Regions from separate parts of the Homo sapiens genome. Here regions 1, 3 and 4 are each linked to region 2. Evidence: chromatin contacts called from ENCODE Hi-C or POLR2A ChIA-PET data. All regions are on one chromosome and are shown on one strand. The core of a region is the stretch at or near the end of the contact, and the rest is flanking DNA. Distances in the headings are between cores, read along the strand shown.

Region 1 (3,743 bases), core at 41-2,540, 460 kb after region 2:
CTAAATGGGTGACCTTTATGGTGTGTGAATTATGTCTCATAAAGTTGTTAGAAGTCAACATAAATGGAAGAGCAACCATTCACATAAAAATAAACAAAATTGTCAATGTTTTAAGAATTTTTCAGTAGGTGTAGTTAATTACAATTTGACTTTTTTAAGTCTGCACTAAAATTACTCACCAAAACCAATAGCAGGGTCCTCACTGCTGTTACTGAAAATGATTAACCTTTGATACACTTGTAATATCTGAGAAAAAGAAATGCAGGGGTCTCAGCAGGGCTCCCTTCTAAGGTCACTTGATTTCTAAAGAAGTAACCACTAGGTTTGAAGTCATCAGGATGTTAACTATGGGGATGGTTGGTTCAGTACCCAACATCCTGACAGCACATCTGACCATGTATATTGTATCGGAGACCACATCCTCAGCTCAGAAAAAGAGCTGAACTCATTTCAAATAGAAAGCACACTGCATACTGTTCCTCCAGGGACTGAGGTTGACTCTTCTTAGAGTGAGACATTCCCCAACATTGGAACAAAAATGACTCCCACTTCTTTTCTCACCTAAACCTGTTCAGAAGAAAGTAAGGAAGAAAGGCAGGAAGCAGGGGTCGGGGGGGGGCGGGGAGGGAGGGAAACTCGGAGATACTTTCAGTATCTAAAGTTGTGAAACTAGACAATCAGGAACGCACAATCAGAGGGCTGAAAAGGGCCAAGAGCCCCTACCCTCCTCCAGCCCATGTTCCCACACCTGCCACAGACCAGGCAGGAGCACAATAAACACTCACCACAAAGTGGGGAAGGAAAATCCAGGCAGGAGCCTCTATGTAAATAAATCTCCCTCCTGTCCTCAGCTTGCACTTGGCCTGCTAATTCTTATATAACCCAAGGAGACAGCTAGAAAGAATTTTGATTGGTGACCAATTTTGAGGACTTTTATTAAAATTCTAATTTAAGTCTTCGAGAGTTTCCAGTCATGGATACTACAGATAATATTGCAGATGATGAAAGCGTCTTCAAAATCATAGCTGAGACACTTTACAGTCTTCCCTGGTGTACTCTGATGGCAACAAGGTCCCTTGCCCCTCTCCTACCCTGTAGAATTCCAGCGCCCCCCTCAGCAGTCCTAGCAAAGGAAAGCCTGCCTGCTGGCAGTGAGCCATCATCCACCATTCTCACTTATTTGGATTTGGTTTCCTAATGCTAAACTTTGAAACTTGAAAAAAAAAATGAAAGGAAACCACATCCTTTTTACTCTCAGTATATAGATAGAGGCAGTTAAGAACTGAAAACAGATTTTCAGGTTGATTGATGTGGGACAGCAGCCACAATGAGGAACTCCTATAGATTTCTGGCATCCTCTCTCTCAGTTGTCGTTTCTCTCCTGCTAATTCCTGAAGGTAAGACTGATTCTTCTCATTTCCATTATGACCATGAAGCAAAATGGAGCAGACTTTCAATGAACTTTTGGCAATATTACCTTCCTATACTGAAAGAAGATGTTTTCCCCCAAGCCTTATAATGTTTAGCCAGGCACAATGGCACATGCCTGTAGTCCCAGCTACTAGGAACGCTGAGGTGGAAGGATCACTTGAGCGCAGGAGTTTGAGTCCAGGCTGGGCGACATAGTGAGACCCTGTCTCTATTTTTTTTTTTTAAATAGCATTCTTTCTTGGATTTTAAATATGTCTGTATTTTAGAAAAAAAAATCTTTTCTTCTCATAATTATTTTGCAAAAGATAGCAGAACCACCAATGCTTATTGCTGCCAATTTGTAACTTGAAAATTGCCAAAAAGGACAATGTAAAAATGAGTTAACAAAACTCTCTTGTTCGTAAAACAAATAGTACCTTCCAGGAAAGGAATAGTGGCAACTTAGTCAGCTCAGCCTTTCCTGCTGCAGAAAATGCATAGATAAAGACAATTAAGACAAATCTGACCTAGACACCAAAAGTGAATCAGGAATTATTAGAATTTTTATACTTATTTCTCTGGTCTAGAGACTCTTTGGCAATAAATTAAGGCGTGAGGCCAGTTCCCTCATTAACCCTTTGGGTGTGCTATAGTATTTTTTATTAAGCTAATTTTTTGTCTACCAAATGGTAACCAATATTTCTGCTTTTGTGTGAGTTGAGCATGCATGGGTTAAAATGCTGTATAATTCATGGTATTACCACTGAAAGGGTGACAGCTCTTGGGGAGCTCTAGATTTCCCTTGAAGAACCTGCTAGGAAGTGAGGACTACTCTCAAGCTGTGGCAATATGGAGCCAGCCACGGTTTTTCCCAGGATTCATCAGCTTTTGGAGGCAGGGACTTATGTAATAACCTGCCTTGCCAGGAATTCCCAAAGAACTCTGGTTTATCATATTTAGGTGCATATCTGGTTTATGCACCTAAATATGAGAAGACTTTGGGAGGCTGAGGTGGGTGTTTCACAAGGTCAAGAGATGGAGACCATCTTGGCCAACATGGTGAAACCTTGTCTCCACTAAAAAAACAAAAATTAGCTGGGTATGGTGGCACGTGCCTGTAATCCCAGCTACGCAGGAGGCTGAGGCAGGAGAATCGCTTGAACCAGAGAGTTGGAGGCTGCAGTGAGCTAAGATCGTGCCACTGCACTCCAGCCTGGTGACAGAGCGAGACTCTGTCTCAAAAAAAAAACAAAAAAGAGAGAGAGAGAGAAGAAATATAAAAATAACAAGGCTGCAGGACATTTGGGACAAAGGTTGGCTATGTTATAAGCAGGGCATAGTATGACTATATTCAGGCATGTTAAATCCTCCATAACAGAAAAACACAGGGCAGATAAATCCAGCCATATCTTTTCTTCAAAGGAAAACAACAAAAGCAACCTGCTGTGCTCCTCTTTGTTTCCTGTGTTCAGAGAGGGCAGTGTGGGCCCATATAAGGAACAGACAGCAAAGCAAGGCACAGTTGAAATCTATCTGTACATGAATCACCCTAGGAAAATTGGGATTGGGTGAAGGTCTTTTGTTTCTATAAGCTCTTTACCCTTTTGTTTCTAGAGCCTAGAATTTCTTCCTCCCAGTTTCCTTTTTAAAAGCAGAGACCTCTGCTTTTTCAAATCACACTAGCCACATTTCATGTGGTCACTCTCCTCCTTGCTCTTACCCTCATCAAATCTTACGAAAGGCTTCTATAGCTGTCATTAATACTTGCCTGTGAATTTGGCAATGACTTAGTCCTAATTATGGAACAAGAGGCACTGTGCCCTATTCAAGAAACCATGAGTCTCAGCAAAACTATTTTGGGAGAATCCAAGAACATCTGGTGCAGGAGGTGGAGCACTCGGAGTGTATCACTAAGACATAAGGTTCTCTCTATCTGCATGTATGGTTTGCCTTGTGTTTAGTTCTCACTGTTCCTTAACAATGGGTCTCTACTTCAAGACTATCATCAAGGAAATGTCACTTAGGCAGAATTCTTGGCATATGGTATCTTCTCTCTTCTCTTCCCTATCTCATTGGAAAAGACCTTAGATTAAACCCCATGGTTTGGTCTAGAGATTGAAGGGGAGGTGCAATCGATGTTATTTTCTTAACTTATGAGTGAGAACAGTGCAGTTTAATAACCAAAAGTCTCATAATGACCAAAGGACTGAGGGGTAGGGTCACAGCTAAACGATGCTAATATCGGTTCATAAGCTATATTTTTGCAATGGCTTGGGGTTAAAAGGGAAGTTATGAGGCTTCTAAAAGTCTTATCTATTTCCCCCAAATTAATA
Region 2 (3,715 bases), core at 959-3,458:
CCTGGTGTGTCCTCCTCTCTACTGACTACAATATAGGTGTGATGGCTAGAGTAGCAGCTGCTATCTTGGGACAAGGGGAGACCTTGGGGTAAACAGAACCTAGGATAGTAAAGCAGAAAGATAGAAGAGCCTGGGCTGATGATGATGTGGCAGAACTGCCAAACAAGCTCTGGACTGCTAATCTCTGGACTTAACTTTCAGGAAACAAAATTAAACTCTATCTGGCTCAAGCCACTCTTACTTTATGGACCAAGAGCATTGGCAGCACTTGGGAGCTTGTTAGAAAGGCAGCTTCTCAGGCCCCTTCCCAGGCCAAATGAGTGACGATCGGCTTTGTAGCAAGATCCACAGGTGATTTGCATGCACAGTAAAGTTTGGGAAGCACTGCTCCAGATGTAGTTAGTTTCTCTGTTTATGAAATTATTAACTGATATATCCTGGGAAATAATGAATTCTATTTGCCGGTACTAAAACATGGTAAGAATGATATAACCATAGGATAAAACAACTAAAATGCCCTGAGTTATTTGGATACAAAGAAAGAAAGCATTCATGTCAATTAGGTAATTGATGTTCCAGCCACTATACCTGGCACCAGAGAAGTAAAGATATCCCTGCTCTAGACTCCATGGTCTAACAAGGGAGACATATAGATACTGTGTATTGTGTTGCATTGCATTATAAGAACCGTTTGGATGCAATAAGAGCTATGCCCAGGTGTTCCGGGAAAACAGATGAGGGGTCTAAGCCTTCCCTCCTGGGCTAGGGAGTAAGTTAGAGAAAACTTCTTGGAAGAGATGTCACCTGAGTAGTTAAGAATTATCTTGCTTCTTCCCCCAGTTTCAGGGATCAGAGGCCATCCTTTGTGGGCTTAAGTCAGCCTGCTGGCCTCCCCAGCTGCTCCTTAAATTCTAAGAGTTGGCATAAAAGACACAGGTTACAACACGAATGTCTTCATCCTACACGATCTTTACTTTCTCTGTTCACAATGTGGGCTCCTTGGCTCCATTTTACATATACAGGAAATTTGGACACCGAATAGAGAGTGAATTTCAAAGGATTCAGAGAAGGCAAACCCATATGAGTGTTTAGAGTTCATTGATCACTAGTATCTTCTTAATTTTGTGAACACCGGGTTCTGAATTCCTTCATTGACTAGCTATTTCTCTTCATGTCTTCTACAAACATTCTGAAGTTGGAAATCCTTTTTATTGGTGTTTAGAATAAGTCAATGTTTTTCCTCTCTTTATATTTCTACTTGATATTCCTCAGTTTTCTGTATTATTAAAAATGAAATCACATTTTTGGATACTTGTGGTTTGGCCGGCTGGTTGGGAAACTTTTCTGGCATTCATTATTGCTTTTTTCTTTCCATTTAAAGAACATTTACTGGATTTGGTACTTGGCGAAAGAAACTGACAAATTAAGAAATGAGAGAGAGAATAAATGCACTGTGCATGCTGAAACCCCAAGAAGACTTTTTTTCTCCTACTTTTTATGGACCTGAGGTGTTGGAAATGGAAACATTGTTTCAAACAAAATCCAGATTTTTATCTCTCTCCCCAAGAGATATGGCTTTAATCTTTTTTCTTTTCTTCTGCTGCTTTTCTGAAACACTCTGCTAGGGGCTGATTTCCTCTTCTTTGAAACAGACCAAAATATCCCTGTGGGTGAAAAACATGCCGGAAGTGAAACAGAAAGACTCAGCTTGCCCCGTGTTCGTGGTCTGTCAACTTCTCTAGCCAGTGCCTGGATCCACAGCTCACTGCTGCCGGTTGCCCTGCGTTAGCCGCATTGCGGGGGAGACAGGAGAGGCTTGAAGGCTTTTTATATTCTACTCTCTTCTGAAGAATTCACAAGTTAGCAAGCACTCAACCACTACTAACCAGAAGGTATTGCCAACCATAACAAACTACACCCATCAACAAGGCCTCCCTCATATTGCAATCCCAGCAGAAAATGATGCAGGAAAAGCACTCCCCAAATCTTGGTTGCCTGCCACCCAAGTTCTTATGCCAAGATATGTGTTTAGCCAGTTCTAAGATGCTGCCACCTTTTCATGTGTCCAACACTAGGCTTTCTACCATAGTTCCCTCCACCCAGAATGTGTTACTTGGCTCCTACAAATGCAAGAGGAAGTGCCCTTCCCTGAACAGAAATCAAAACACAGGGTGAAACCACGACTTGTTTTCAACAGGCCTCCTGTTGTGAGCCCTCCCAGCTGTGCTGCCTTTCTCCAAGAGAGCTGGGACTGGCGGCTCGAAGCGGTATAAATGGCCTGTGCCTCTTCCTGAGGCTGCCTGTAACAAGTGTCTCAAGAGCAATTCGTCATCGGCTGGAGATTACCAACTTGGCTCACTGAACCAGATCGTGCTTTGTCACATGTGAAATTCTGATGTTCTAATACATGGCTTGTTTGCAAACTACGCCTTAAATAAATATATTCAGGATATTTAACAATATAGTGTTCTGAATTAGACCATCATTTACATCTGTATTTATTCAATAATCATTTACTAAGTGCCAAATACATGCCGAGTACTATGCCGAGTGCAACAGTTAAAACGCAGGAAAAAGATCGTATTGCCCTTACTGGGCTATAAATTCAAATCTCTGTCTCATCTCATCAAGCAATCTTTCCGCCTTGGCCTCCCAAAGTGCTGGAATTATAGGCATGAACCACCACACCTGACCCAGGAGAGTTTTCTTTAACGAGTGATGCTTGATCTCAGTTTTGAAAAGTATAGAGGTGTTCACCTAGAGGAGAGGAAAGAACAGAGCATTCTGGAAAGAGGACTGTGGAGCAAAGGCAAAGAGATATTACATAGCCTGGCATGGTTTGGGAACTATAAGCAGTTGAAGTTGGTAGTGAATGGGGCATGAGAGGAAGGGGAGGTAGGCAGAGGCATGATCGTAGAGAACCCTGTATTCCAATCCAAGAATCAAAGTCATCATCCTGAAGGCTGTGGGGGCAATATTGAGGAGATTCCCAGAAAATGAGTGATATTTACTTGTCTTCATGACAGCAAATTGAACAGCAGGGGTTGAAAACAGGGGAAGGCTAAGTAGCAGATCATTGCAATAGACCAGAAAAATGAAGGCTTGAAACTTCAACGGGCAACAGGGATGAAGAGTTGAGAACAGATTTGAGAGAAGTGAAAGGAGTAGGATCTGCAGAACTTGGAGACTGACCGGATTCTGGAAGATTAAGGAGATGGAGATGTCAAGGGTGAATGGTTCCCAGTTTATTATTTAGGAACCCGAAGGAATGCTGGTGTGTGCGGAATTGGTGGGTTCTTGGTCTCACTGACTTCAAAAATGAAACCACGGACCCTCGCGAAGAGTATTACAGTTTTTTTAAAAAAAAAAAAAAAAAGACGGAGTCTCGCTCTTTAGACCAGGCCGGACTGCAGTGGCCCTATCTCGGCTCACTGCAAGCTCCGCCTCCTGGGTTCATGCCATTCTCCTGCCTCAGCCTCCCAAGTAGCTGAGATTACAGGCCCCCGCCACCGTGCCCAGCTAATTTTTTGTATTTTTAGTAGAGACAGGGTTTTACCGTGTTAGCCAGGATGGTCTCGATATCCTGACCTCGTGATCCACCCGCCTTGGCCTCCCAAAGTGCTGGGATTACATGTTACAGTTCTTAAAGGCGTCGTGTCCAGAGTTTGTTCCTTCTGATATTCGGATGTGTTCAGAGTTTCTTCCTTCTGGTGGA
Region 3 (3,565 bases), core at 283-2,782, 340 kb before region 2:
ATCTTCTGGCAGCTCTCTTAACTTACAGGGCACCTTGTATTGTGAAGAATGTTCATAATCAGATAATCCCCGTAACCAGCTACAGTACTGGGTGAATAATATCCCTTTATCACAAAGATAAAGGAAGTTACTGCCATCAACAAATGAACAACAAAACAGAACTTGAATTCAGAATTTTAGATCCAGCTCCATTCACAAGGCTATGCATTAACTGCAGTCACCATCCTTTCCCACAAGACCATCAAGCTCTGAAGCATTAGGAGAAACATTTTCTTTATGTACACTAAAATAAGCCCAAATACACAGATAACAGCACAAAGCCGGTCCGGCGTTTCTTGGCCATCAAAGCATGCACAGACTTTCTCAGTACAGCCTTAAGTGTAATTCCTAGAAGGCACTGGCAAATCTCTGCCAGGCCAATCTGCAGTCGAAAACCGAGTGCATGTGTCCAACAAGATGACAGGAGGGTCAATGTTTCTAACCGTCTACTTCAACTCTGCATGGCAATAGCGGTTCTGCCCAACATGGTAAACACAATAATCGTATAGGATCGAACACAAGTCTCTGTAAATGAGGATCCCCTTAAACGCAAACAAGCAACTCTGGGGAAATATAATTTCTGGAACAAAACATGGTGCTCGCATAATTCCACAAAGACACATAGAAGTCCATTTTTAAAATGATGTTCGGTCCCAGCACTGTGCTGACACTTTTCCCACCTAAACTTCTCAGCACAAGCCTGGCCTAAACAGCCGGGTTCCAATCCGTGCACAGTGGAACCGCGGCACGCACCCAAGACCGGAATGGTGGGGCTATACCTGTCCCTACTCAGTCCTGTTCGTGCCAGCCTGCGAGGTAGTTTAGACCCGTCTGCTTTATGGTAATGTGCTTTTAAAACCCCGCCACGACCGAGGTCATAGCTTTAGAGATTTAATAACAATCAAATGACCAGGGCTGCTGGGCACTTAGTGAGCCATTCTGGTTATGGCTCTTTAATAGCACCTGGAGTTCTGCTCCAGGGAGAGAGGAAAACTCCTGCTCCCCCGGAAAGAAAGTCCTCTGCGGAGAGCGCAGAGGGAAGCCAGGAAGCCGATCGCGGGCAGGGGACGCGCCGCCGCGGCCGCCCCATCTCTCAAGCAGCCCCAGCGCGACCCTCGCCCTGCAGCCGTGCTGGCCCAGGCCGCACCTTTACCTGTCAGCTCCACCACCCACCCGCCCTGGAGGCTGCCCCTCCGAGTCCAGGGAAAGGCTTACCAGCCGGCTGCGGGAGAAAGAACCCCAGAGGCATCCTATCCCAAAGAAAGAAAGCAAAAAGGCTGCTCCTCAAGGCAGGGGGCCATCGGGCACGCCGAGATCCGAGAGGCGACATGCCACCCCTGCCCTGCACCTACCAGATAATCCATGTACAGAAACGCCTCAGTTATTCGGAGATCAGACATCCGGCAGCCTAAAGCATCCGGAACGGCTCCGAACCCGGAAAAAAAAAGCAGCGTCTCTGGCTGCGAGCGAGCAGCTCCTGAAAAAGCCAGCAACAGCGAAAATAGCCGAAAGCAGCCGACTAGCCGGAGATTACACAAGGGGCGCGGCGATTGGCCAGGCGGGCGGGCAGAAGGAAAGAAGCGTGCTCATTGGCTGCGGCGCCTATAAAAGGCAGGCCCCAGCTGGTGGCAGGAGAGAAACGCGGGAGTGGTGGGGGATGTGGGTTCCTGTGTGCTGAGCGGAGGAGCCGGGGTGGGGGCGGTGCAAGCGGAAGAAAGAGCCAAGAGAGCGGAAAATCGGCTGGTGCTGTCGCCGCCCGAGTTTTGTGTTTCCACAGCTTTCCAGTTGGGTACAACGGAGCCGAACTCCGTGTTCCCGGGCTGGAGAGCCTTGGTGTCCCCGCCAACCCCCAGTAGGAAGCGAGCGCTGTAACATGGGAGGCGTGGTCGCCACTGATCTTGTCTCCCCCCAGAGCCTTCCTAAAGGCTCTGCCGCCACGAGACTGCACCACCGGGAAAGAAGTGTGTGAAAGTGTACTCCGTAAACAGGCAATCCTGTACGCGACTTAGGGGCAGAAAGACCCTCCGCACTTTTATCATTTGAAAGTAAGGTGGACGATTCCAGCCTGGTGTCCCTGAGGGTACACACAGGCCCCCCGCGCAGCCAGAGGTGACTCAGGAACCCCCCTTCCAACCCCTGCGTAGAACGCCGAACAGTCTTCGGAGAATTCGCTTTCCTCCACGTGAAAAGGAAAAGAAAAACATTTGAGGAGTCGCAGTAGTCACTTGTACTCCCCAAACACACGGGAAGAAGTTGATCAGTTTGCATGCTTGGAGTCAAATTACGCTCAGCACAAATCCAACGCCCCTGAATTAAATGAGCAGTAGAAGCTCTCTGCAAAAAACACAACAGTATTTGTGACCCGGTATTATTTCAGGAGGTAAAAACATCTATAAGCAGATGCATTTGGGACGTATGCATTTCCTGGTAATGTCAATATCGCATTAAGCTAGTGGGTTTGGGCAGGGAAAGCCTGAATCGGACAAGAAGCTGGCTTTTTTTTTTTTTAGGCTATAAATAACCAGACCATGCCAGACACATGTTCTTAGGCTATGTTCTTAGGCTCAGGTGATTGGAGTGCCCCCCCCCCCATCCCCACCCTCAGGGCTTAGGGAGAATGGAAGATAAGGTGGATGCTGTCACCTGTATTAATAGTTAGGGCTTGCATACATACAGTAAAGTTTCAAGAGTGAAACTTCATCGACTGAACTCTTTATGAAGTGACTGCCTGACTCTACACGCGATGTTTTAGGAGTTGAATTTTTACTTTCCCCCTGACACCTTTCTTTTTTGTATCCTCAAGAAACAAATTTCCGTACCGTAAGTTTACCTGGGACTACCAAAACAGTTCTGTTAGATGACCGTGGAATTCACCCCAAATGTGCACATAACCAATAAGGGCGAGGCAGCCCCCTAGAGGGAGCTGTAGGTTGATGAGCCAAGTGATTTTAGGTATGCAGTCTAATTTCCAAACCTGTTTCCTCAGCTGCAAAACGAGAATTCCTACAGCCAGAAAGTTGTGAGGGTTTGGGCGGGGGGCGGGGTTGGGGAAGTTGTTTTTGTTTTTTTGAGACAGGGATTCTCTCTGTCGCCCAGGCTGGAGTGCAGTGGCGCGATCTCGGCTCGCTGCAACCTCCGCCTCGCCGGCTCAAGCATCCTCCCACCTCAGCCTGCAGAGTCGCTGGGACCACAGGTGTGCACGACTACGCTCGTCTAATTTTTTGTATTTTAAGGGTAAAGACAAGGTCTCACTATGTTGCCCAGGCCTGTTTCTAACTCCTGGACTCAAGCAATCCGCCCACCTCGGCCTCCCAAAGTGCTATTAGATCCAATTTTGATTTTCCTTGGCATTCTGTTAATTCAAACACATGTAGGTTTAGAAGAGATTTTCACCTAGATTTTGGAGGAGATGGACGTCCATAAACGTACACTCTTTAGCACAATTTGTTTGAAACTAATTTGGAAAACAAAATCTCTCAATGAGCAGAAATAGTCATGGAACATTTTTTGTTTGTTTTGCTTTTCT
Region 4 (3,543 bases), core at 990-3,489, 420 kb after region 2:
TCAATGCATGAATGGATAAAGTGTGGTCTGTACATATAATGGAATATTATTCAGCCATAAAAAGGAAATATGGCATATTCTATTACATAGGTGAGCCTTGAGGATATTATGCTAAGTGAAATAAGCCAGTCTCAAAAGAACAAATACTGTCTGTATAATTCTACTTATATGAGGTACCTAGAGTAGTCAAATTTACAGAGACAGAAAGAAGGGTAGTTTCCAGGGGCTGAGAGAGTGGGGAATGGAGAGTTATTGTTTAATGAGTATACAGTTTCAATTTTGGAAGATGAAAAAAGCTCTGGAGATGGCTGGTAGCAACGGTTGCCCAACAATGTAAATGGACTTAATGCCATCAAACTGTACACTTAAAAATGGTTAAAATGGTAAATTCCATTTGTATAAGTCTTACTTTAATAAAAAGAATCCTGCAAAAAATTTAAAAATAAAAATAAGCAAATGAACTATTACAGGCCACAACATGAAGTTTTTTAAGCAAAAAAGATGTACATTAATTTCCTCAATATCTGCCATGCTGTACATACTTAGCTTTTTGAAATAGCATCTAGAGCCTGTGAAAATAGCAATAGACATTTTGGGGCTCTCTGATGTTCTTGCCATCCTTACTCTAAATTCATTCACACCCAAAGTCTTCCTCGTGCTAGAATAAAGCCAGCATTCGATCCAAAAATACAACAGTTTGACCTGAGCTCTTCCGCCAAGATACAGTTCACTTGCAGTTGTGTGTTTCTAATGTTGGTGAAGAAAAGCCAGGAGCCTTCAATGTCCAGAAAGAGTTGGCAACACGGGTTGGCCAGTGGTGTCTATGTTGAGAGCTGGTTCACCTGCCCTCTTCAGAATGGTTGTCAAAATCTGTTCAGGAAGCCCTCAAGGAAGGCAGTTTTCAGGCTAGCCTATTGGTCCCCTCCCCCAGAGTATGTTAGTTCAGCATCTGTCTCAGAACAAGAACTCAGTAAATATCTCACAAATTAATGAATAAATAATTAAACCAATGAATAAATAAATGAAATTCTACAAGAAAAGTCCAACAAGCCTGGAAAAAAGCTGTGCCACCATTAGTTATTCTAATACCCCTGCTCCCCCGTCACTGAAGGAAATAGATGCTGCACTGGGAGGACATGTCATCTTCATCAAACCCCTGCCCGGTGGAAACACCAGGCAGGCAATAAGCCCCACAGAGCCCTCTCTCTGCACATTCCCATCCCTGTGCCTCACAGTCCCTTCCAACATAGGAGCCTGAGGATAGATCACAAACTTCCCAGCTGTTCCCTAGAGCCCTATCACCCAAGAAGGAGAAGGAGCTATGAGGAGGAGGCTGGGGTGGTAAGACTTGGGACCCCCACATGTATACACACATAGTCAGAGCAGCTCTGACTTTCATCTATTTTATATTTTAGTTTTCCACAGAAGATTCAATGAGGTGGGCAAGTTTCCTCTCAAAAAAAAAAAAGAAAGAAAGAAAACACTGGTCTAGCTGCATATTACATGACTATAATCTCCCAGAGGGCAAGAGACTGGAATTGTACCACCATCCCCTAATACCTGGTACAATGCCATGAACTTGATCGGGAAGTGTCTTGGGGCATCAGGCAAGAAGTGCCAATTACCTGGGTCCTAATCCCAGCTCCAACATAAACCTGCTGGGCAAGCTACATGATAAATACTGTTCCATCTTTACTCTTTAAAAAGTGCCACTCTGGAGATTTTTCTACACTAACATCTCCTCATGAATACCTCATTCATGATTTTATCAGCTTAGTTGAAATGTTTTATTTTAGCTGAAGACATCTGAATCGAGCCTTCACTTTCACATTCGGTCAGCATCCTGCACACATGCATATGCACACGCTCTCACCCGCTCCATTCCCCAACACCGCAACCCACATCCCACCACACCCCGCATCCCATCCTGCCGCCCAGGGCACCCTGGGACTCCCCTGCATCCCTCTTTAGATGCCAATTAAGAAAATAAATAGTTCTTATTATCCACTTACCCTTAAATACCTTCCTTGAGAAGTACTTACATCGTTTTTAATGAAGTGATCTGGTGGACAAAGCAAAAACTAATCCAAATTGCCAAGAGCCCCCAGAAGTCCCAATAATTAGTTCTATTCTATTCTCCCATAATGTAAGATATGGTTTTTAGCCTCTAAATATTTACTATTTATTATAGTAAGATGTGGTGTATCTAACTCAAACAGCTAGCGAGCTACCACTCTGCCCAACAGCTGTGCTTTCAAGTGGTTCAGTACATAACCACAAACACTGTGGCTGTATTGCTCTCTGTAAACACTATAAAAAGTCAAATATGCCTATATGCTTCTCAAGTTCACTCAGACCAAAAAAAAACTCACCTGTCCCATATACTATCAATAAAATAACTCCAAAAAGTCCAAATAAATGCAGAATAAACATTTAAAATACTCTAGGCTGGATATCTTTTTACATTGTAATTCACTGTAATTAGTCAAATCCTGTCAGAATGTTGATACAGGATATTTGGTGAACTGGTCAAGTTTAATCATCTCTCTAAAATGAATGGCAAGAATATATTAATATATTATAAGGTCACTCTCCTGTCAAAGGTACAATTAATATAGACAGCACAGGTAAGCCACCAAGGACTCCAAAAGTACAGAGAATAATGTAGAAACCTTTCCATATCTGTCAGCCCCTATCACCAGTTAACTATCAAATTTTGCCAATTCAACTACTTTTGAAAGGTCAATTTATAAATGTCTTATACTATAATCTTTTGTATGTGTGTTCACAGAAAATCAAACAGGCATGTGGCTGTTTGGGGGCAGAGAAATTAGAAGAGAGCACTATCCCCTCTGACGGGGCAGGTACTGCCTCATATGTTGCTTTGGGCTAAAACCCTGGGTCTCTAGGTGCTGAGAGAAGCTAGAAGGAAGGATGACAAAGTCTGTAATTCCTGGGAAATGAGACAGGCAGCATAGCCCATCCAGGCTCTGACTCACTTGGAGACCTTCTCTCTTCTGGCTCCATCCATCCCCCACGTCAATCATAACAAAGAGGAAATCAGCTTTGCCCTCGGGGATGCATCTGGCAACAATTATGATTTGGGGGTGAGTCCAGGTTTAGTTAGGGTATAGGAGGTGCACTGACATTTGCTGAGTGCCAACTATGTGCCATGCAACACTTTACCTTAGTACCTCTCTACCCTGACAACCAGTTCATCATCACCTGGAAAACAGGAAGGAAACGTGGGAAGGCCTGGGACCACTCCAAACCAAGTATTTCACAGTCAGAACAATTACTTTACCGTAATCCTCTCAACAGCCTCATAAACTAGGTACTGCTGTGCTCAGATATGACATAGACATTAAACAGCAGGGCCAGAATTTAGAGCCATGGCTATCTTCTTTCTAAAGTCCTACTCTTTTCCCTGACCGCAGCACTAGAGACTAGCTAGTCTGGTCCTCATTTAGACCATACAATCAATTCAGAAAGTAACTAGATACTTCATATGTATTTTAAATGGAATAAATGAATATATCATGT

Evidence for each region. Hi-C counts contacts between places; a loop is a spot of excess contacts on that map. ChIA-PET counts read pairs that join two places held with the same protein, here RNA polymerase II (POLR2A). Pooled maps may share reads with other maps.
Region 1: a map of natural killer cell shows a loop between it and region 2 (5-fold over the local background). The contact joins the promoter of GZMA here to the enhancer-like site in region 2. A Hi-C loop is called at or near these places in 2 of 168 maps with a recorded cell type or tissue (naive thymus-derived CD4-positive, alpha-beta T cell and natural killer cell) and 5 of 50 pooled maps.
Region 3: a loop to region 2 is called in a map of B cell, with 5 times the contacts of the local background. The contact joins the promoter of ARL15 here to the enhancer-like site in region 2. A Hi-C loop is called at or near these places in 4 of 168 maps with a recorded cell type or tissue (B cell, CD4-positive, alpha-beta T cell and naive thymus-derived CD4-positive, alpha-beta T cell), 4 of 37 single-sample maps with no recorded cell type and 14 of 50 pooled maps. POLR2A ChIA-PET finds 5 or more read pairs at or near these places in 3 of 52 experiments (B cell, CD4-positive, alpha-beta T cell and H1).
Region 4: a map of natural killer cell shows a loop between it and region 2 (4-fold over the local background). The contact joins two enhancer-like sites. A Hi-C loop is called at or near these places in 2 of 168 maps with a recorded cell type or tissue (naive thymus-derived CD4-positive, alpha-beta T cell and natural killer cell) and 5 of 50 pooled maps.

Annotation. Positions count from the first base shown.
Region 1 is chr5:55,101,356-55,105,098 of GRCh38, forward strand. GZMA (granzyme A) reads left to right here and starts at 1,291. Exons shown (of 5, transcript NM_006144.4): 1 at 1,291-1,397. The coding sequence starts at 1,328.
Region 2 is chr5:54,644,688-54,648,402 of GRCh38, forward strand. It overlaps a transcript of SNX18 not described here. Among named protein-coding and RNA genes, the nearest start is that of LINC02998, 98 kb to the right of the region's middle. Within about 2 kb of position 2,209, at least 32 of the 41 ENCODE cell types and tissues checked have a DNase peak (open chromatin) inside an H3K27ac peak, as active enhancers do; they include B cell, CD4-positive, alpha-beta T cell and natural killer cell, where a contact is called at or near this core.
Region 3 is chr5:54,309,041-54,312,605 of GRCh38, forward strand. It overlaps ARL15 (ARF like GTPase 15), which reads right to left and starts at 1,533. Exons shown (of 5, transcript NM_019087.3): 1 at 1,392-1,533. The coding sequence starts at 1,439.
Region 4 is chr5:55,060,357-55,063,899 of GRCh38, forward strand. No RefSeq gene overlaps it. Among named protein-coding and RNA genes, the nearest start is that of GZMK, 38 kb to the left of the region's middle. Within about 2 kb of position 2,240, at least 3 of the 41 ENCODE cell types and tissues checked have a DNase peak (open chromatin) inside an H3K27ac peak, as active enhancers do; they include natural killer cell, where a contact is called at or near this core.